Linked DNA regions of Homo sapiens: region 2 is linked to region 1. A link is an interaction called in ENCODE POLR2A ChIA-PET data of the cell type or tissue named here. Cell type or tissue: HepG2. All regions are shown on one strand. Each heading gives the region's core, and the rest is flanking DNA. Links, peaks and the distances in the headings are about the cores only. Region 1 has its middle 8.3 kb from the start of USP13. Region 2 overlaps USP13 (ubiquitin specific peptidase 13).

Region 1 (10,039 bases), core at 3,288-5,787:
ATCAATCTGGCTTCAAGTATTGCATGCTGCCATTTCTTTTTAGCCATCCAACCATCCATCTACCTTTCTATCCATAGATACACATAGAGAGACACTGTATCCGGGATCAAGTTCATGTAGTATTCACTTTTATTTTTTATTTTTATTTTTTAGAGATGGGGTCTTGATATGTTGCTCAGGCTGGAGTGTAGTATGCCATGGTCCAGTAGCGTGACCATAGCACACTACAGTCAAGAACTACTGGACTCAAGAGATTCTCCCACCTCAGCCTCCCAAGCAGCCGGGACTACAGAGGCACACAACCATACCTGGCTGTTCATGGATTATTAACAGTGGTAATTCTGAATACAAAAATCTTGGATGATTGGTATGATTTATTCATTGTAACTTTTGTTATGACTTGATTTTTTCATATTGTTTCTGTTTTTTTTTGAGACGGAGTCTCACTCTGTCGCCCAGGCTGGAGTGCAGTGGCACAATCTCGACTCACTGCAACGTCTGCTACCTGGGTTCAAGTGATTCTCCTGCCTCAGCCTCCCGAGTAGCTGGGATTACAGGCACCTGCCACTGTGCCCAGCTAATTTTTGTAGTTTTAGTAGAGATGGGGTTTCACCATGTTGGCCAGGCTGGTCTTGAACTACTGACCTTGTGATCCATCTGCCTCGACCCCCCGAAGTGCTGGGATTACAGGCGTTGCCACCGCGCCCAGCCTTATTGTTTCTGTTTTTAAAACTACTGTGGTGGAACATTTTGAGAGTCATTTAGTTATATTTGAGTGAACTAATGTTCAGTTTACAAAAACTTTTTTGTTCATATTCTTCAAAAATAGAAAAAGAACAGGGACAGTCTAAATATAGTTTAAAAGATACTGCTTTTTGTCAGGGAAATAACAGAAAAAGGAATGAAGTTTAGCAGAAAACCTGAATGCCATTTTAGTCTGGATTAGTCAGCTTCTGCTGTGGTAACAAACACTCCCAACATCTCAGTGGCTTCAATAATGAACAATTGTTTCTTGGTCTTAAGGGCTGAGAATTAGCTTTCGATCTCCTGGGCTCTGCTGGTATCATGTGTCTTCTGTTTCCAAGAATCCAGATTGGAAGAGTAACCTTTGATGATACTGATGTGGATAAAATACTTGGCCCATAGGTAAGCCTGAGAAGGGACAGGCAGAAATAAGTAAGTTTGAATAAACACTGTAATATACCACATGGGCCTTGATTCCATACTGTCTTATCTTATTTATTCATTTATGTCACTAATATGGTTTGGATGTGTTTCACCACCCAAACCTCGTATTGATATGTAATCCTCAGCATCGGAGGTGGGGCCTGGTGGGAGGTGATTGGATCCGAGGGGGCAGATTTCTCATGAATGGCTTAGCACCATCCTCCTTGGTACTGTCCTCATGATCTCATGATAGTGAATTCGTTCTTGTGAGATTTGGACATTCAAAACCGTGTAGCACCTTCTCCTTTCCTTTCCCTTCCTTTCCCTTCCTTTTTTTTTTTTTTTTTTTTTTTTTTGAGATGGGGTTTTCACTCTTGTTGCCCAGGCTGGAGTGCAGTGGCGCGATCTTGCCTCACTGCAACCTCCGCCTCCTGGGTTCAAGCGATTCTCCTGGCTCAGTCTCCCAAGTACCTGGGATTACAGGTATGCACCACCATGCCTGGCTAATTTTGTATTTTTAGTAGAAATGGGGTTTCACTATGTTGGCCAGGCTGTTCTCGAACTCCTGATCTCAGGTGATCCACCCACCTAGGCCTCCCAAAGTGCTGGGATTGCAGGCATGAGCCGCCGTGCCCAGCCCCACCTTGTTTCTTGCTCCCACTTTTGCATGTAAGATGCCTGCTCCCACTTTGCCTTCTGCCATGAGTAAAAGCTCCCTGAGGCCTTTCCAGAAGCAGATGCAGCCATGCTTTCTGTACAGCCTGTAGAACTGTGAGTCAGTTAAATCCCTCTTCTTATAAATCACCCGGTCTCAGATATTTCTTTATAGCAATGTAAGAATGGACTAATACAGTCATGTATTAAACTTTGCCCTATACACTTCTTGAGGGCAGGCATTAGAGCTTTGGATTTCAGCTCTTTCATTTCCTATCTGCTAAATGATGACAAAGGGCTAGAAATTCCTTAGCATAACATAGGGGAAGGGTCTCAAGAGACAGAAATGCTGAATTTGCTCTATAAGAGATATTTTCAGTGGGCCTAGAATCTTTTTTTTTTTTTCTTCGTCATGATGGAGACTTGCTCTGTAGCCCAGGCTGGAGTTCAGTGGCACAACCTTGGCTCACTGCAACCTCTGCCTCCCGGGTTAAAGTGATTCTCGTGCCTCAGCCTCCCAAGTAGCTGGGAGTACAGGCGCCCACCACCATGCCTGGCTAATTTTTGTGTGTTTGTATTATTATTATTATTGAGATGGAGTCTCGCTCTGTCGCCCAGGCTGGAGTGCAGTGGCATGATCTTGGCTCGCTGCAACCTCCGCCTCACAGGTTCAAGTGATTCTTCTGCCTCAGCCTCCTGAGTAGCTGGGACTATAGGTGCGTGCCACCATGCCTGGCTAATTTTTAGTATTTTTAGTAGAGACGGGGTTTCACCATGTTAGCCAGGCTGGTCTTGAACTCCTGACCTCCGGTGATCTGCCCGCCTTGGCCTCCCAAAATGTTGGGATTACAGGTGTGAGTCACCACGCCCGGCCTGTGTGTATGTATTTTTAGTAGAGACGGGGTTTCACCATTTTGGCCAGGCGGGTCTTGAACTCCTGACCTCAAGTGATCTGCCTGCCTCAGTCTCCCAAAGTGCTGGGATTACAGGCATAAGCCACTGTGCCCAGCCTAGAATATTTCAAAGGCAAGTTACTAATGATTCCAACAAGTCCAGAATGCTGGTGACAGGATTTACTGATGTGGGCTTTCTGATCCCTGTGGGGATGGGGGGAGTCCTGGGTGGACATTGTGGGTGGTAGTGATTTACTACCAGGAGGAAAGCCAGGGTGGTTTTGATATTAGGTAGCGGTCTAAATGTGATTAGCAAATCTCAGGGAATGGCTAATTCACAGATAACTCTGGCTGTGGTTCATCATGGGGGTCCCAGGAGTGCAAGCAGTGGGCATACCACTAAGATCTCATATCCCACCATCCCCAAGCTCAGCAAGCAGAGGTCTAAATCGAGCCACCATGCTAGATAGTCGTGATCACAGCCAGGAGTTAATTGGCACACCCAGAGTTCCTTGACTGAAGGAGAGGGAGTGTTCCTTGAGGAAAGATGCTGCAGAGCTATCAAATATGGACAGTGCATAGCTGGGTGTGGTGGTGTGTGCTGATAGTCCCAGCTACATGGGAGGCTGAGGTGGGAGGGTCACTTGGGTCCAGGAGTTGGAGGCTGTGAATAGCCACTGCACTTCAGCCTGGACAACATAGCGAGACTCCCATCTACAAAAATATATATGAGCAGTGTGAAACTTCCTCCTGCCCTTCTCTGCAGCCACTCCTCTAGTGACTGTGCTCTCCAAATCTTTTACAGCAAAACTGGCTCAGAGCAAAACTGGAGCCAGTTGGAATGCCATTCCCATCTGCCAGCATGGAGGCTTATTGGGGGCTGAGTATATATGGGGTTCTGACCCTAGTTCATTTCATGGTAGGCCCACTGGGACCCTAAGCTCATCCTGTGACTGTACCACAGTTCCTGAAAGTATTATTGGAATTCATAGCTGCAATAATCTCTAGAATCTTCACATTGGCTCCCTGACCTGTGAAGTAATTACTATAGTACGAAGGACCAAGAGGATGAACTGGTGTTCCCCGTCCCTAACAAAATAGAAATATGAAACAAGACTGCAATCCTAGTGGAACTGCAGGAATTTATGCCATTACCAAAGATCCAGAAGAAACAGACTTCGTGATTCTATTATATTCCCACCCTCTATCTTGGCTTTAAATATAATAGAGAATGATGTTGGGTTATGGTAAAGTTAACAAGGTGGTGATTTCAATTTGGTTAATATCCCAGGGATGGTCTCACTGAAGCAAATTAATATATCTCCCCGCAGGCCTTTGGTTTGCCACTGCTCATCTGGTGAAAGCATTTTCCCCATTAGGATAAGCAGGTTTGCCATTACCTGAGGGTATGCAGCACAACTTTACTGTCTTACTCAAGGTCAAGTTCATCATCTTCAGCTCTTTATCACCAAGAATGAGGAACTCAGCCAGGCACGGTGGCTCATACCTGTAATCCCAGCACCTTGGGAGGCCGAGGCGGGAGGATCACTTGAGGTCAGGGGTTCAAGACCGGCACGGCCAACATGTTGAAACTCCATGTCTATTAAAAATACAAAAATTAGCTGGGCATGGTGGCGGGTGCCTGTAATCCCAGCTCCTTGGGAGGCTGAGGCAGGAGAATCACTTGAACCCAGGAGGTGGAGTTTGCAGTGAGCTGAGATCGCACCATTTCACTCCACTCTGGGCGACAGAGCAAGGCTCTATCTCACAAACAAAAACAAAACAAAAAAGAATGAGGAACTCTTTGGTGAGCTTCTTTGGATTTTGGAGGCAATATGTATCATATTTAAATAGCTTGCTTTGACCCATTTACTGGGAAATCTGAAAAGCAACCTTTGGTCTCATGGTTAATATTTTATTACTGTGTCCACACTGAGCTTCTCTACCTGAATGGAGGACAAGACTCCCTGTGTGTGCATGGAACTTGTGGTGGGCATGAGGAGCGATGGTGCTGTCAGAAGGGCCTGAAAGACAATCTGACTACCTCTGTATCTTATGAGTCAGGCTCCTGGAAGGACTGTGGGGAGTCTTTCACAGCATGAAACCAGAAAATGTGAACAGGCATCTCACATTTCCTCTTAAGCTGAATAAGAGCTTACCTCATCCTGATGTTAAGAGGTGCTCAAGGAGTTTGTTCATTCCTGTGAACCTACCTTGTGGCTAGGTGGCTCATTTATAAACCTAATAGCAGAAACCTGCTTACTTTTAAATAAACAGTGAAAGAGGGAAGCAGATAAGAAAGATGGCAGATGAAAGTGAAAACTGATATGATCACTGGCAGTATATAAAGTTAACATTTCCCTCTTATTCACAAAAAGAAGTGGATACTCAGCTGGGTGTGATTGGCTCACACCTGTAATCCCAGCACTTTGGGAGGCCAAGGAGGGCAGATCACTTGAGCTCAGGAGTTCAAGACCAGCCTGGACAACATGGTGAAACCCAATCTGTACTGAAAATACAAAAATTAGCCAGGCATGGTGGTGAGTGCCTGAAGTCCCAGCTACTTGGGGGACTGAGGTGGGAGGATTGCTTGAGCCCAGAAGTCAAAGCTGTAGTAAGCCGAGATTGTGCCACTGTGCTCCAGCCAGGGTGACAGAGTGAGACCCTGTCTCAGAAAAAGAAAAAAGAAAACAAACAAAGAAAAAAGACTGGGAGCGGTGGCTCACACCTGTAATCCCAGCACTTTGGGAGGCCGAGGTGGGCAGGTCCCTTGAGGTCAGGAGTTCGAAACCAGCCTGGCCAACATGGTGAAACCCCCTCTCTACTAAAAGTATTAAAAAATTAGCCTTGAGTGGTGGGGCGTGCCTGTAATCCCAGCTACTTGGGAGGCTGAGGCAGGAGAATTGCTTGAACCCGGGAGGCGGAGGCTGCAGGGAGCTGAGATCGTGCCACTACACTCCAGCCTGGGCAACAGAGCAAGACTCTGTCTCAAAAACAACAACAAAAGTGGATACTTAATGCAAAAGACTAAGTTAACAAATAAAAGCACAAAGAAAAAACCAACAACAGAAATAACTTTATCACCCAGAGATAACCACTGCTAGCATACACCCTATTCCAATCTAGACTTTTATCTATGCTATAAATATGACATATGTTTACGTATTTAAGCGGGATAATAGTGTATATATTTATTTATAGTCTTTTTTCAAAGTTTTTATTATGGTTATCATCTTTCCATATCAATACTTTTTTTTTTTGACAGAATCTTGCTCTGCCATCCAGGCTGGAGTGCAGTGGTGTGATCTATACCTTCTGGGTTCAAGTGATTCTCTTGCCTCAGCCTCCTGAGTAGCTGGGAATACAGGCATGTGCCACCACGCCCGGCCAATTTTTAAAAATATTTTTAGTAGAAACGGGGTTTCACTGTGTTGGCCAGGCTGGTCTCGAACTCTTGACCTCAGGTGATCCACCCGCCTCAACCTCCCAAAGTGCTGGATTACAGGTGTGAGCCACCGTGTGGCCGTCAATAAATATTCTTATGCCACATGATTTTCATGGGTACATAGAATTCTCTCAAACAGAAAATGGCATACATTTCTTAACCAGTGCCTTAGTGTTCTACACGTAGTAACCAGTGCTTCTTGCAGAGGCTACCTGCGATTATAGAAAATTTTATGAGTACGCCTCCACAGTGAGTCTTACCATATATGGCTTTGTAGGATCCCTGCATGTTATTGGAAGACATCTGAGATCAAGAGTTATTCTATGTATTAAAATAATTAAGATTTTCTTCTCTGTAGATTTTCCCAATTCCCCTTTTTGACATTCGTCATAGTAACTAATATTTATATCACATTTTAATGTAACCTCTGTCAGTTCTTGGAATAACATTTGTGCAGCAATTAATTTTCCTAAAAGACACAATGCAGACTGCAAAACAATTTTATTACAATGTCACTGATGTGAGTCATTCATTTGGGAGATACTTATTGAGTGCCTGAAATAAAACCATCTAGGCTGGCAATATTCTACACTGAGTTTCCATAATGTGCCCCGCCAGAAAACACTAAATCTTAAAAGGTTTGAGAAGATAGAAATAAAAGGGGAGAGCTTTCATAACGGCTAGGGAAGAGTAAGCTGAGCTCACAAGATGTGTAAGAGTGGGAGGTAAAGTCTGAAAGATAGATCATTGCTGGGTGGAAGAGGCCCTTGAATGCCTCAGTCTATCTTTTAGTCTATCGTAGCCTGGGCTCCACCCTGAATCGTGAGAGGAGGGTTTGGAGCAGTAGAGTGACATGGTGGCCTGACACACTGATGTGGCAAAAGTCAGTTCATAGTCTTCATGTCTCTTAAAACCTCTGTAGTAAGACTTTGAATTTATGTTGGAAAATTGTTTACCCATCATTTCTTTCCTCTTGCTCATTGACTGGGATTCACATACAGAAACTAGCCTAGTAGTAAAACAGTTATGAATTCATATGTAGGCTGGGCACAGTGGCTTGTACCTATAATTCCAGCAGTTTGTGAGGCCAAGGTGAGAGGATCACATGAGCCCAGGAGTTCAGAACCAGCCTGGGCAACACAGCAAGACTCTGGTTCTAAAAAAAAAATATTAGCCTGGTACAGTGGTGTGTGCCTATCGTCCTAGTTGCTGAGGAGGCTGAGGTAGGAAGGATCACTGGAACCCAGAAGCCCAGGAGTTTGAGGCTGCAGTGAGGTTTGATTGTGCCACTGTGATATATAGCCTGGGCAACAGCGTGAGATCCTGTTTCTAAAAAAAAAAAAAAAAAAAAAAAAATTCACATGTAGAATCTGCAAAATTAAGTTTAAATATTCCAGTAATTGAACCAGATGTTTTCCTAAAATGTCATGATTAACACAGTGGTCATACGTCAGTGAAGCTTCTTTTACTAACATTTTTGTCTGGATAATTTTTTTTTTTTTTGAGATGGAGTCTTGCTCCATTGCCCAGGCTTGAGTGCAGTGGCACGATCATGGCTCACTGCAACCTCTGCCTCCCAGGTTCAAGCAATTCTCCTATCTCAGCCTCCCAGGTAGCTGGGACTACACTACAAGCGCCTGCCACCACGCCTGGCTAATTTTTGTATTTTTAGTAGAGATGGGTTTTCACCTTGTTGGTCAGGCTGGTCTCGAACTCCTGACCTCAGGTGATCCGCCCACCTTGGCCTCTCAAAGTGTTGGATTACAGGCGTAAGCCACCGCGCCCGGCTGATAACTTTTTATATTACAAAACAAATGCGATATCATTGGAAACATTTTGAAAATAGAAACAAAATCTTATAACTTAATCCCAAACATAACTATTTAAATTTTCCAGTCTTGTCAAAATGGCTATTTATTTTTACCCAGTTGCGATAATGTTATATAAGTATAGCAAGCATGTTAAGCAGCATTCTATAAACATATTAAATCATTCATTTTCATAATTATCATTTTAAGTTTGTATAAGCATCTTTGAGTAGATGTATCTAATTTAATAATTTCTCTATCTTTAGATGTTTTCTATTTTTCCCTGGTTTGATTAGAACTTTCCATCTGGTATGCCATTGGCATTCTGGTGCACAGAGATGGATTCAGGTGTGGTATCTCCTCAGTCCTCTGAGAGGCCGTGGATGGGACCTGTGGTGATCAGAGTCCTCAGATTAGTAGGCTCTGGCTAAAAGACACATCCTTGACTGATTATTTCAGTGGGTTGTACAAATATCATTTTCAACGTGTGCCATTATATGAAAAAAGTTGGAATGCGTTTTTATAGTGATGCAACTTCAATTTCTATTACTATTACTAGTCATTGAACTTGTAGTGTTTTTACAATTGAGTTTTAATTACTTTTTTATAGTTTAATGTATTTTAATAGCAAAGTTACAGGAACAGCACAGAAGACAGACAACATTTAAAAACATGGGCTAGTTGCAGTGGCTCACGACTGTAATCCTAGCATTTTGGGAGGCCGAGGTGGGTGGATCACAAGGTCAGCAGTTCAAGACAAGCCTGGCCAAGATGGTGAACTCCTGTCTCTACTAAAAATACAAAAATTAGCCGGACATGGTGGCGGGCACCTGTAATCCCAGCTACTCAGGAGGCTGAGGCAGAGAATTGCTTGAACTCGGGAGGTGGAGGTTGCAGTGAGCCGAGATCACACCACTGCCCTCCAGCCTGGGCAACAGAGTGAGACTGTCTTAAAAACAAAAACAAAACAAAACAAAACAAAACAAACAAAAACCAAAAAAAATGTACTTGCATGTAGGACAACACAGAAAGTATAGTGATGGAATATACTGTATGATAAAAATGATACAAACACCATTTAGTTGCCGTCAATAAGAAATTTACTTGTTTTTAAAAAAATCCAAATGCTGGCATTGTCCAGAAAAATTTAACACGTTTATTATAATTATTATAAAGTTAAACTGCTGAAACTTGTTCACTGAAACATTTTGACTCGCATTAATGCTTTACGTCCCCACATTTATATTAAAAATTCACACACAAATGAAAATGGAAAAACTGCCAATACCTGATTTCTGTCCCCTATTTTTCCACTCGCAATCATATATACTTAGTACGTTTTGACCCCATGGGAAAAAAAAAATAGATAACGTTCAGAACTACCAACAACAGGTAAAAGAAATTGTGTGTGTGTGTGTGTGTGTGTGTGTGTGTGTTAGAATGAAGTGTTTCCCATCATAGTGGCTTCTTTTTTTTTTTTTTTTTTTTTCTGAGACAGGGTTTCGCTTTTCTTGCCCCAGGCTAGAGTGCAATGGCGCGATCTCGGCTCACTGCAACCTCTGCCTCCCAGGTTCAAGCGATTCTCCTGCCTCAACCTCCTGAGTAGCTGGGACTACAGGCATGCGCCACCACACCTGGCTGGTTTTGTATTTTTAGTAGAGATGGGGTTTCTCCATATTGGTCAGGCTGGTCTCGAACTCCCGACCTCAGGTGATCCGCCCGCTTCGGCCTCCCAAAGTGCTGGGATTACAGGCGTGAGCCACCGTGCCCAGCATAGTGGATTCTTAAGCACATTCTTCAGGTATGTGGTGTGTTAGCTGGATGTCTTTTGGCATAATTGTTACATGTTCGGCATGGATAGCACACAGGTTGGTGTCTTCAAAAAGACCAACCAGGTAGGCCTCACTTGCCTCCTGCAAAGCACCAACAGCTGCACTCTGGAAGTGCATATCTGTTTTAAAGTCCTGAGCAATTTCTCGCACCAGACACTGGAAGGGAAGTTTGCGAATCAGAAGTTCAGTGGACTTCTGATAACGTCTAATTTCACGAGTGCCACAGTACCAGGTCTGTAA
Region 2 (8,924 bases), core at 3,203-5,702, 96 kb after region 1:
CTGAGGCAGGAAGACTGCTTGAAACCAGGACTTTGAGACCAACCTGGGCCACACAGTAAGACCCCTGTCTCTAGAAAAAATAATAATAAAATAATTAGCTGGGCACAGTGGCGTGTGTCTGTAGTCCCAGATACTTGGGAGGCTGAGGTGGGAGGATCACTTGTGCCCAAGGGTTTGAGGATGCAGTGAGCTGTGATTGCACCATTGCCATCCAGCCTGGGCAACAGCAAAACTTCATCTCTTTAAAAAAAGCTGTTTGAAGTGTTAAAAGCACAGCAGCAAAATTAACAACCATCCCTTAGTATCACGAATACCTAGTCCATCTTCTGATTTTTTCCTGCATTATCCAAGATATCTTTCTAAAGTCCCCCTCCTTTTCTTTTTGCAAACTATTGATTTGTTGAAGGAGCTGGACTATTTGCTTTAAGTTTGCTCTAAAGATTGCTTCCTTGAGGTATTGTTTGACTTGTGTTTGGTATAAGGTCGCTAGATCTGGAGGCTTCATGAGATTCAGGCTCAACTTTTTCAGAGCCTGACTTTCTAATAACTAGGTGTGAAGTGAGCATATTAATAGTTGACCACGGGAATTAGTAAGACGTCCCCTCTGAAAGCAGAGAGTAGGCATGGGGATGGGTGTTAGCAGATGGGACCAGGTGATGATCAAGGCACTAAGCTTGAAGTAGATGAGTTTGAGCTAAGATGCTCTAACCCAGCTGTGAACCCCAGGAACTGGTCTGCAGCATGATGTGAAGAGGAGGAGGTAGCATCTGGTTAGGGAGCTTTTTCAAATAACTTCTAAATGATCGACAACTCTCAAGCAATAACTTGACTGTTGAATAGAAGATTAAGAAAAGTTGGTTAAGGAAAACGAAGAAATGAAATGGTCACAGAAGTGTGGGAGGGGAATGGCTGAGAATGGGCCACAGTCCAGGTATGGGGCTGAATTTCTAGTGTTTCCCACCATGGTCTCTATTGAAACTTCTCCTTCTGGTTGTATGGCCACATGATGGCCCAGAGCAGCAGCTAGCTCTTCAGAATTTACTGGCTTGTTAAACTTCCCAGAGCGGCTGCTTGCTATGGTCTGTGTTGGGGACTGGCAGCCACACAAAACTTGAATCACAGATTATAAGAAATAACACTATCAGCAGCAGGCAGTGAATGCATGCTGATGTGAATGCCTAAACAGAAATGCACAAATGCCAAGGGATTTATTCCAAGTGGTGCCTCCATACTCTTCAAAGTGGAGAAATAACTGTTGGACTGGCTTGTGATGTTGGCCCTAGAGTTGTGTAGGCTTGAAGAAGGGTTATGCAGACTCTTGATGTGTTGTCTTCTCTTTAGCAGCTAGTAGGATGGACTCAGGGACCTCAGAAATGAGATGTTGGCACATGTATACCAAAAACAGCATAAGGACACTAGAGAAAGGGAGTGGAGAGATTTTTTAGCTTTGTGACCCTGGACTTAATAACTCTGTGCCTCAGTTTCCCCATCTGTCAAGTGGAGAAAATCATCATCACCACCTCATGGGGTTGGGTGAGTTAAGAAAAATATATATGTAAAGTGTTAAGAACTGTGCCTGGCACGTAGTCGGTATTCATCCAAGCACCTGAGATTTTATAGCTCTCAGTAAATATCTGCTTAATGAGTACATAAATGTTAGCCATTATATGAAGCTAGGGCATTATTATTGCATGCTCGTGTCAGCTGATACTATGTGATATATATCAGCACTGTGAATGAAGAAAGTCACAATTTTTACATAGGTTTCAGGAGGTGTATATACAGGTAGTAAAATTAATTGTCAGGTAGTAAAATTAATTGCGCTTTGGCTAGCGCTGGAAGCACAACTGAAGCCGTGTATGTGTGTAAGCTGGTCATTTATATACAGGTTGTTAGTCCTTAGATGCCCAAATGCTGCCACTTTGAGGAATTCTTTGAGAGCTACCAGTGGTGTTTCAGGTCCTCTGTGGTGTTCCCTAACATTTGTTATCGATGCGTGTGTATGTCTCTCATCTCCTCTGTTGTCCGTAAGCTCCTAGAAGGCAGAATCTCCAATAGTGCTCTGCATGAAGCAGGCAGTCACTAAATACTAAATGCCCAGACCAGATTATGTTTTCAGCAAGACAGGGAAATTCATCAGATTTTTATTAGAAAACACTGCATAGAACATGTGTGTTGGAGGGATGTTATATATGGAGCTGCCTCTTTGTCGCAGGGAGATAGATAAAGGAGTTTTCTCATCAGCTGTTGCATATGACTGTGATTCTGCAAACGTGTCATCGTCCCCAGACTATAGGCATGGACCTCCATGAGAATTCGAGGAGGTGTAAGACATGGCCTCCACCGCAAAGGCTGCAGAGACAGACCAGAAGCAGGCTGAAAGTTAAAGAAGGTAGAAGGCATTTTGTGCTCTGGACTTCAGAGGAGAGGAATATGGTCTGCAAGCTAAGCAAAGGGAGGTTTTATGGAAAAGTGGGTGGGTAGCAGCTACAGCCTTTGCAGAGAGGACATAAATTACTTCTTTGGCTCAAATGACAAGGTGAGGTTTGTATGACTGAGACCTAAGTGTGCTTACTTGTTTTTGCTACAGACAGCCTGGAACTGGAGTTAGAGCCACTCTGGTTAGGCTTTGTTAGCTGCATGGCAGTTGGGTGTTAAGACCACTTTGAGTTGAAAGGCCTATCTGGCACTTCTCTGCCAGTCTCAGCTTCCCGAGTGAAGATAAGACTAGTGTCCGCTTTCTAGGGTTACTACAAGTATTAACGAGACAGTAGGTATCACCATTAGTAGATGGGCTGAACTTGGAGGAAACATTTGGGAAACAGCTTTATCAGGTGCACATCTTTATTGCCAAAGGTGATGTGGAATCTTCCTACCTGCCTCTTCAGAGCATCCTGGGCAGATCCCCTAGATTCCTTGTGATTTTCTGTAGGTTACCCGTATTAAAGAGCCAGTTTTAGTCTTCTTCATTCTACCTAGCTCAAGAGTTTCAGAAAACAGCAGTGCTGAAGCATTAGTGTCAGCATCTAATTTTGTTTTGTTTTGTTTTGTTTTTGGTTGTGGGGGCGGTCTTTGCTCCACTTATTTGCCTCTTTCCACCCGCTGCTGGCCCCTCCATAGTCAAGGGTCAAGGGGATTGGAGATTAGAGAAGTAGGCAGAGTCTTTTCACTTGCCAAGTGCTGGTGGGCTCCCTCTGGGCTGCCACATGTCTCCTGTCATGGCTGGCTTTTTTGTGGGGGAACATTGGTGGTTCTTTAGAGCTGCCTCCCCGCAACTGTTATACCACCCTCAGGGACCTTACAAGGACCTTTCCCTGATGCTCTGTCCAGCTGGCCTCGGCAGCCGTCACCTCCTCCTGCCCTGAGCCTTCTCCACTGGCAGATAGCCTGCCCACTTCTGTAGGGTCCTGCATGGGGCATTTGGCTGCCTTCTGAGCTGTCCTGCTGGTCCCCCACGAAATCCAGCATCCTCGTCCTGCCAGAGTTGCCCTGCTGCCTGTTCTTCCCCCGCAGCCTTTCTAGCAGCTGCAGCCAGGTGAGGGGCAAGCCCTCTACAAGCTCCTGGAACTCCCTGTGCTCTGGTCCAGAAACAGTATGGGGTGGGCTCGTGAGCTTGAGCAGCTCTGCAGTGCTTCACTGGGCCGTGCAATGCCATTTTTCTTTCTTGTAAGTGCTCCATTCTTCAGGAGGGGTCCTCTCCTATACCCTCATGGAAGGGAAGGGGAGATGCTGCAGAGCTCTCCTCTCATTTATTTATTCATTCATTTATTTATTTATTGAGATGGAGTTTTGCTCTTGTCGCCCAGGCTGGAGTGCAATGGTGTGATCTCGGCTCACTGCAACCTTCACCTCCCGGGTTCAAGCGATTTTCCTGCCTCAGTCTCCTGAGTAGCTGGGATTACATGCACACGCCACCATGCCCAGCTAATTTTTTGTATTTTTAATAGAGACAGGGTTTCGCCATGTTGGCCGGGCTGGTCTCAAACTCCTGACCTCAGGTGATCCACCTGCCTCGGCCTCCCAAAATGCTAGGATTACAGGCATGAGCCAACACACCTGGCCTCTCTTTTAACTTCCATCGGAAACCTCTCCTCCCAAGCTTGCTTTGAAATGGGCTGTGACATTTGGTCACTGCGTAGCAAGTCCTGTGAGAATGAGCCGAGTGCCTGACTTTAGAAAGTGAGTACTTTCTAAAGTGTGTGTCACCTATTGTCCTAGTTTTAAGTAAACAGGAAGAGTCTCATCCTGTGTTCTTCATAAGGTTCATAGTGCAGGGCCTGGCACATAGTAAACACCCAGCGAGTATTGGCCACTATCATTATTTACCTTCTTTGGGCTGTAGTTTTCTCATCTGGAAAGTGGAGTTTATGGTGGGTTCTGCTCTGCTTGCCGCTTAGGGCTGTTAATTTGCATGAAAGTATCATAAGTCCATTTCATTTTTATACATTAGCCACAGCAGAACGGGATCTCTCCGCGCATGTTTAAGGCCTTTGTAAGCAAGAGCCACCCGGAATTCTCCTCTAACAGGCAGCAAGATGCCCAGGAATTCTTCTTGCACCTGGTGAATCTAGTAGAGGTGAGTAGTCAGTCTTCACGGATGCTCAGCGGGGTTGTAAGAGGGTGCCGAGCCACTCAGTGCAGTCTGCTGTGGCTTGATCAGAATGCCTCCCCACTCTCTTTCTTCAATCTCTCCTGTTAAAGCTGGTTCAGAATCAGATCCCTGGAAACTCTCTGCTCAGCCAACTTGATGTGACTGCTCTTCACACTCCAGTTTCCAGACACTTGTGGATCTCTGTGCTTCTTTTAACCTGTATGTGTTATAGGAGTGCTTGCCAGTTATTCCATTCACAATTTATTTTTTTCTGGTCTTTGTGACAAAGTTCCTTAAGAGCCCTGCGTGGTATTTGGTGTCCTCCTGCCACTGCTCAAAGATGATGAGTCTGCTTACATCAGAATCGAATGCCATTAAAAACTTTTTTTTTTTTTTTGAGACTGAGTCTAGCTCTGTTGCCCAGGCTAGAGTGCAGTGGCACAATCTTGGCTCACTGCAACCTCTGCCTCCTGGGTTCAAGCAATTCTACTGCCTCAGCCTCCTGAGTAGCTGGGATTATAGGAGCCTGCCACCACGCCCGGCTAATTTTTGTATTTTTAGTAGAGATGGGGTTTCACCATGTTGGTCAGGCTGGTTTTGAACTCCTGACCTTGTGATCCACCCGCCTCGGCCTCCCAAAGTGCTGGGATTACAGGTGTGAGCTGGAAAGCCACTGAGAATTCCTGAGTAAAGCCTTTTTTTTTTTTCCTGGTTACAACAGTGTTCTTTGTGGAAAATATAGAAAACACAAAGGAGAACATCAAAATCCCCCTTAATGCCACGCCCTGCAGCCAGCCAGTGTTTTTTGTTTGTTTGTTTGTTTGTTTGTTTTTGTTTGTTTGTTTTTGACAGAGTCTTGCTCTTGTCGCCCAGGCTGGAGTGCAGTGGCACGATCTTGGCCCACTGCAACCTCCGCCTTGCAGGTTCAAGTGATTCTTCTGTTGTTTGTTTCCTTGTTAGAACTAGGCTGCAGTGGTTTCTCTTGTCTGCCTCAGGGTTACTGATTCACATGTCTGCTCAGGTCCATGATCTTTTCTAACTCTGTTTATCATTTATTAGTGATAACTTTTTTTTTTTAGAATAAAGCCTCCCGAGTAGCTGGGATTATAGGCACCCACTACCATGCCTGGCTAATTTTTTTGTATTTTTAGTAGAGACGGGGTTTCACCATGTTGGCCAGGCTGGTCTCGAACTCCTGACCTCAGATGATCCACCCGCCTCCGCCTCCCAAAGTGCTGGGATTACAGGCATGAGCCACTGTGCCCGGCCAACAGCCAGTGTTCACAGGTTGGCATCTGCCCCTCCCATCACTTTCCAGGTCTTATGTTAATTCTCTACATGCTCTTCTGTAAGCAGTGTTTTCACTTAAATGTTTGCCACATCATCACATCTGTTAACAGAGCATAATTTCTGTTTTATTTGTACCTAATTTACATGAGTGTATTTATATAATCATATTGTACATGTTTTTATGTTTCCAGGGCAGCCCTTTATTTTTTTCCCTTTCTCTTTTGATTGGCTTCTCCTCCTCCTTTCTTCTCATTCCATGAATTTCTCTCCCATGGTTTTTAATTTAATAATATTGAAATAGTAATCCATGATGAACTATATTTTATTTTACCAATCCCCATTTTTGGACTTTAGATAAATTCCAGTGTTTTTCTATTAAAGTGCTTTGGTGAATGGGCATGGCCAGAGGAAATGTTTAATAAAGCCAAGTGTTTACACCGGGTTTAGAGTTCATTTTCTACTAAGTCTTAGTGGCTCAATATTCATACATTTACTAACCTGATACAATCCATCCTTCAGAGGAACCGCATCGGCTCAGAAAACCCAAGCGATGTTTTTCGTTTTTTGGTGGAAGAACGCATTCAGTGCTGTCAGACCCGGAAAGTCCGCTACACGGAGAGGGTGGATTACCTGATGCAGTTACCTGTGGCCATGGAGGCGGCAACCAACAAGGGTAACAATTCCAAAGCGGGAAATTGGTACTGTGTGTCTTCATATGGGAAAACCCTCAAATCAGAGAGAATGGTTTAGTCACTGAAGTGTGTCAGGAGTAGACCCAGCCCAGGTGATGTCTGCTTTGCACATCTCTTTTCATCTCTTTGTTAGTTCCCATGTGACTTTTCCTTTGAGAAGAATCAAATGCATCACAGGTTTTATGGAGGCGTTATGGTTGGAACCTACGTCACTGCCTATAAATTTGGCCAACTACTGAATATGGAGTCAGCATAATTTTGGGGAAAATTATTGGTAATGATGTATGTAGAAAATTCTTTAACACTGTCATTTATAAGTTGTGCTATAAAGTCTGAGGGAAATGATCAGGACTGCATTTTTTAAAGTTAGACATTCGAGCAGAGGTCTCTTGAAATAATCCAGCTTTGGCACATGAGTATTTGAGCCACCTCTTCTGGGAGATAAATTGTGTCAGGGTTCTTTGTAGAAGCAAAGCCCATTAGAAGGGTCTCTGGGCTTTGGAAGAGAGAAGGAGGCAGAGATGTGGCACTCATGTTTGGTGCCTTCTCCTTCCATCAGTCTAAGCTGGTTCTTCCTAGGCAGAATAGACAAATGGCATTTCTTCGAATTAACATCGTAGAAGCAAAAAAGACAAAATAGCTGCTGGATTGTGCATCTCCTGTGAACTAGTCATTTTTGTAAAGTTCAGCAATTCCACTATGCAGCCATGAAAAGGAATGAGATCATGTCCTTTGCACATGGATGAAGCTGGAAGCCCTCATCCTCAGCAAACTAACACAGGAACAGAAACCAAACACCGCATATTCTCACTCATAAGTGCGAGTTGAACATTGAGAACATATGGACACAGGGAGGGGAACATCACACACTGAGGCCTGTTGGTGGGTGGGGGGAAAGGGGAGAGAACTTAGAGGACAGGTCAGTAGGTGCAGCAAACCGCCACGGCACACATATACTTATGTAACAGACCTGCACGTTCTACACATGTATCCTGGAGTTTTTTTGTTTTTTGTTTTTTTTTTTGAGAATAAAGAAAAAAAAATTCAGCGGTTCCCTGGATGGCCCTTTTTGCTCTTTCTTGTGTGTGGGGGGTGGTGGGTCAGTTTATGATGTTAGTTGGAAAGTGATGATTATGATGATTTAAGATGAAACGATTTTCATTTTCTATATGCTCATGCAGTTTTTGATCAGTTTCAAAATCCTTTTGGTGTAGAAACAAGGGAATGGGAGTCTGCTGTTTGTTTCCTTGTTAGAACTAGGCTGCAGTGGTTTCTCTTGTCCGCCTCAGGGTTACTGACTCACGTGTCTGCTCATGTCCATGATCTTTTTTTAACTCTGTTTATCATTTATTAGTGATAACTACTTTTTTTTTTCAGAAAGGAGATTTATAATTTAGTCTCTGGAATTTGACTGTTGGGAACACCTAATGTTAGCAACCTAGATATAAGTACATCATAAACTGATTGGGGACAGGGGAATGAATTTTAAACCATCTAAGATGTGTTTAGGAAAACACATATGTGCGTAAGTGTACCTACAAACTGATAAATAAGGAGTTTTTTTTTTTTTTTTTTTGAGTAATACAAAAGAAATGACCAGAAAGGCCATTCAAATTGACATAAAATTTTGACTACAGGCTAGTTTCCAGGACCAGATCTGCTGGTGCTTGGGAGGTTCCTCTTTTTCCCTTAGTATTTAATCATTTGAGTAGGAATAGCACAGAGGCCTTCTGGGTTGGTAGCCCTGATGTCTGAGGTGTTGGGTAACCTCCACAGGAAGTTGTCTCGGCAGTGTTGGTTACTGTCATGGGTTGTTTGATGGTGGCTAACTGCAGTCCTGTAGTTATCCTCCTCCTTGGCCTCACAGGGACCCATGTGGGACCCATGACCTCTAATCATAGTTGCTGGTGGAACCAAATCAGAAAATGTGTAACACTCGATCTGGCTCTTGCCAGGCGCTTAGTGGTGGTTCTGTTTTTTTTTTTGTTTTGTTTTGTTTTTTTCTGCCTTTGGTTATTTTATTTTAAAACAGCTTAAAGTTAACAAGAATGTTTTTGTTACTTTTGTGTATGTGTGTGTGATCATTGGCAAAAATTGATCCCCTTACACAATGTAACATCTCTTTCTGGCCTTATCTGTTGGGTTGTGGAGGGAGTGCTGATCAGAGTTTTAAGTCCAGCTTTGCCAATAATTGGCTGGTTTTGACTTTGGGCCTCAGTTCTTCAGCAAGGCAGTGAAGGACTGGGAAGACGTGAGCCCTTGGACCTTTTCTGGCTGTGAAATACTCTGATGCGAAGGCCTTGTGTTGGGAGGATGGCATTTGAATAATCCCAGTATTGGCCTTTGGACAA

What was found. ChIA-PET counts read pairs that join two places held together with the same protein. Peaks named below come from ENCODE experiments on the same cell type or tissue, not always from the same donor. Only the 100,000 strongest peaks of a DNase experiment are listed, where the experiment ranks them.
Region 2: POLR2A ChIA-PET joins it to region 1 with 10 read pairs; 5 of 35 experiments call an interaction of 5 or more read pairs at or near these places.

Annotation. Positions count from the first base shown.
Region 1 is chr3:179,639,711-179,649,749 of GRCh38, forward strand. It overlaps the pseudogene H3P13. Among named protein-coding and RNA genes, the nearest start is that of USP13, 8.3 kb to the right of the region's middle. In HepG2, for the core only: no CTCF peak of the experiment used is centred there; a DNase peak (open chromatin) is centred at 4,681; H3K4me3 peaks cover 401 bases.
Region 2 is chr3:179,735,797-179,744,720 of GRCh38, forward strand. USP13 (ubiquitin specific peptidase 13) reads left to right here. Exons shown (of 21, transcript NM_003940.3): 11 at 4,451-4,576; 12 at 6,401-6,554. Among named protein-coding and RNA genes, the nearest start is that of USP13, 87 kb to the left of the region's middle. In HepG2, for the core only: no CTCF peak of the experiment used is centred there; a DNase peak (open chromatin) is centred at 4,205; H3K4me3 peaks cover 679 bases.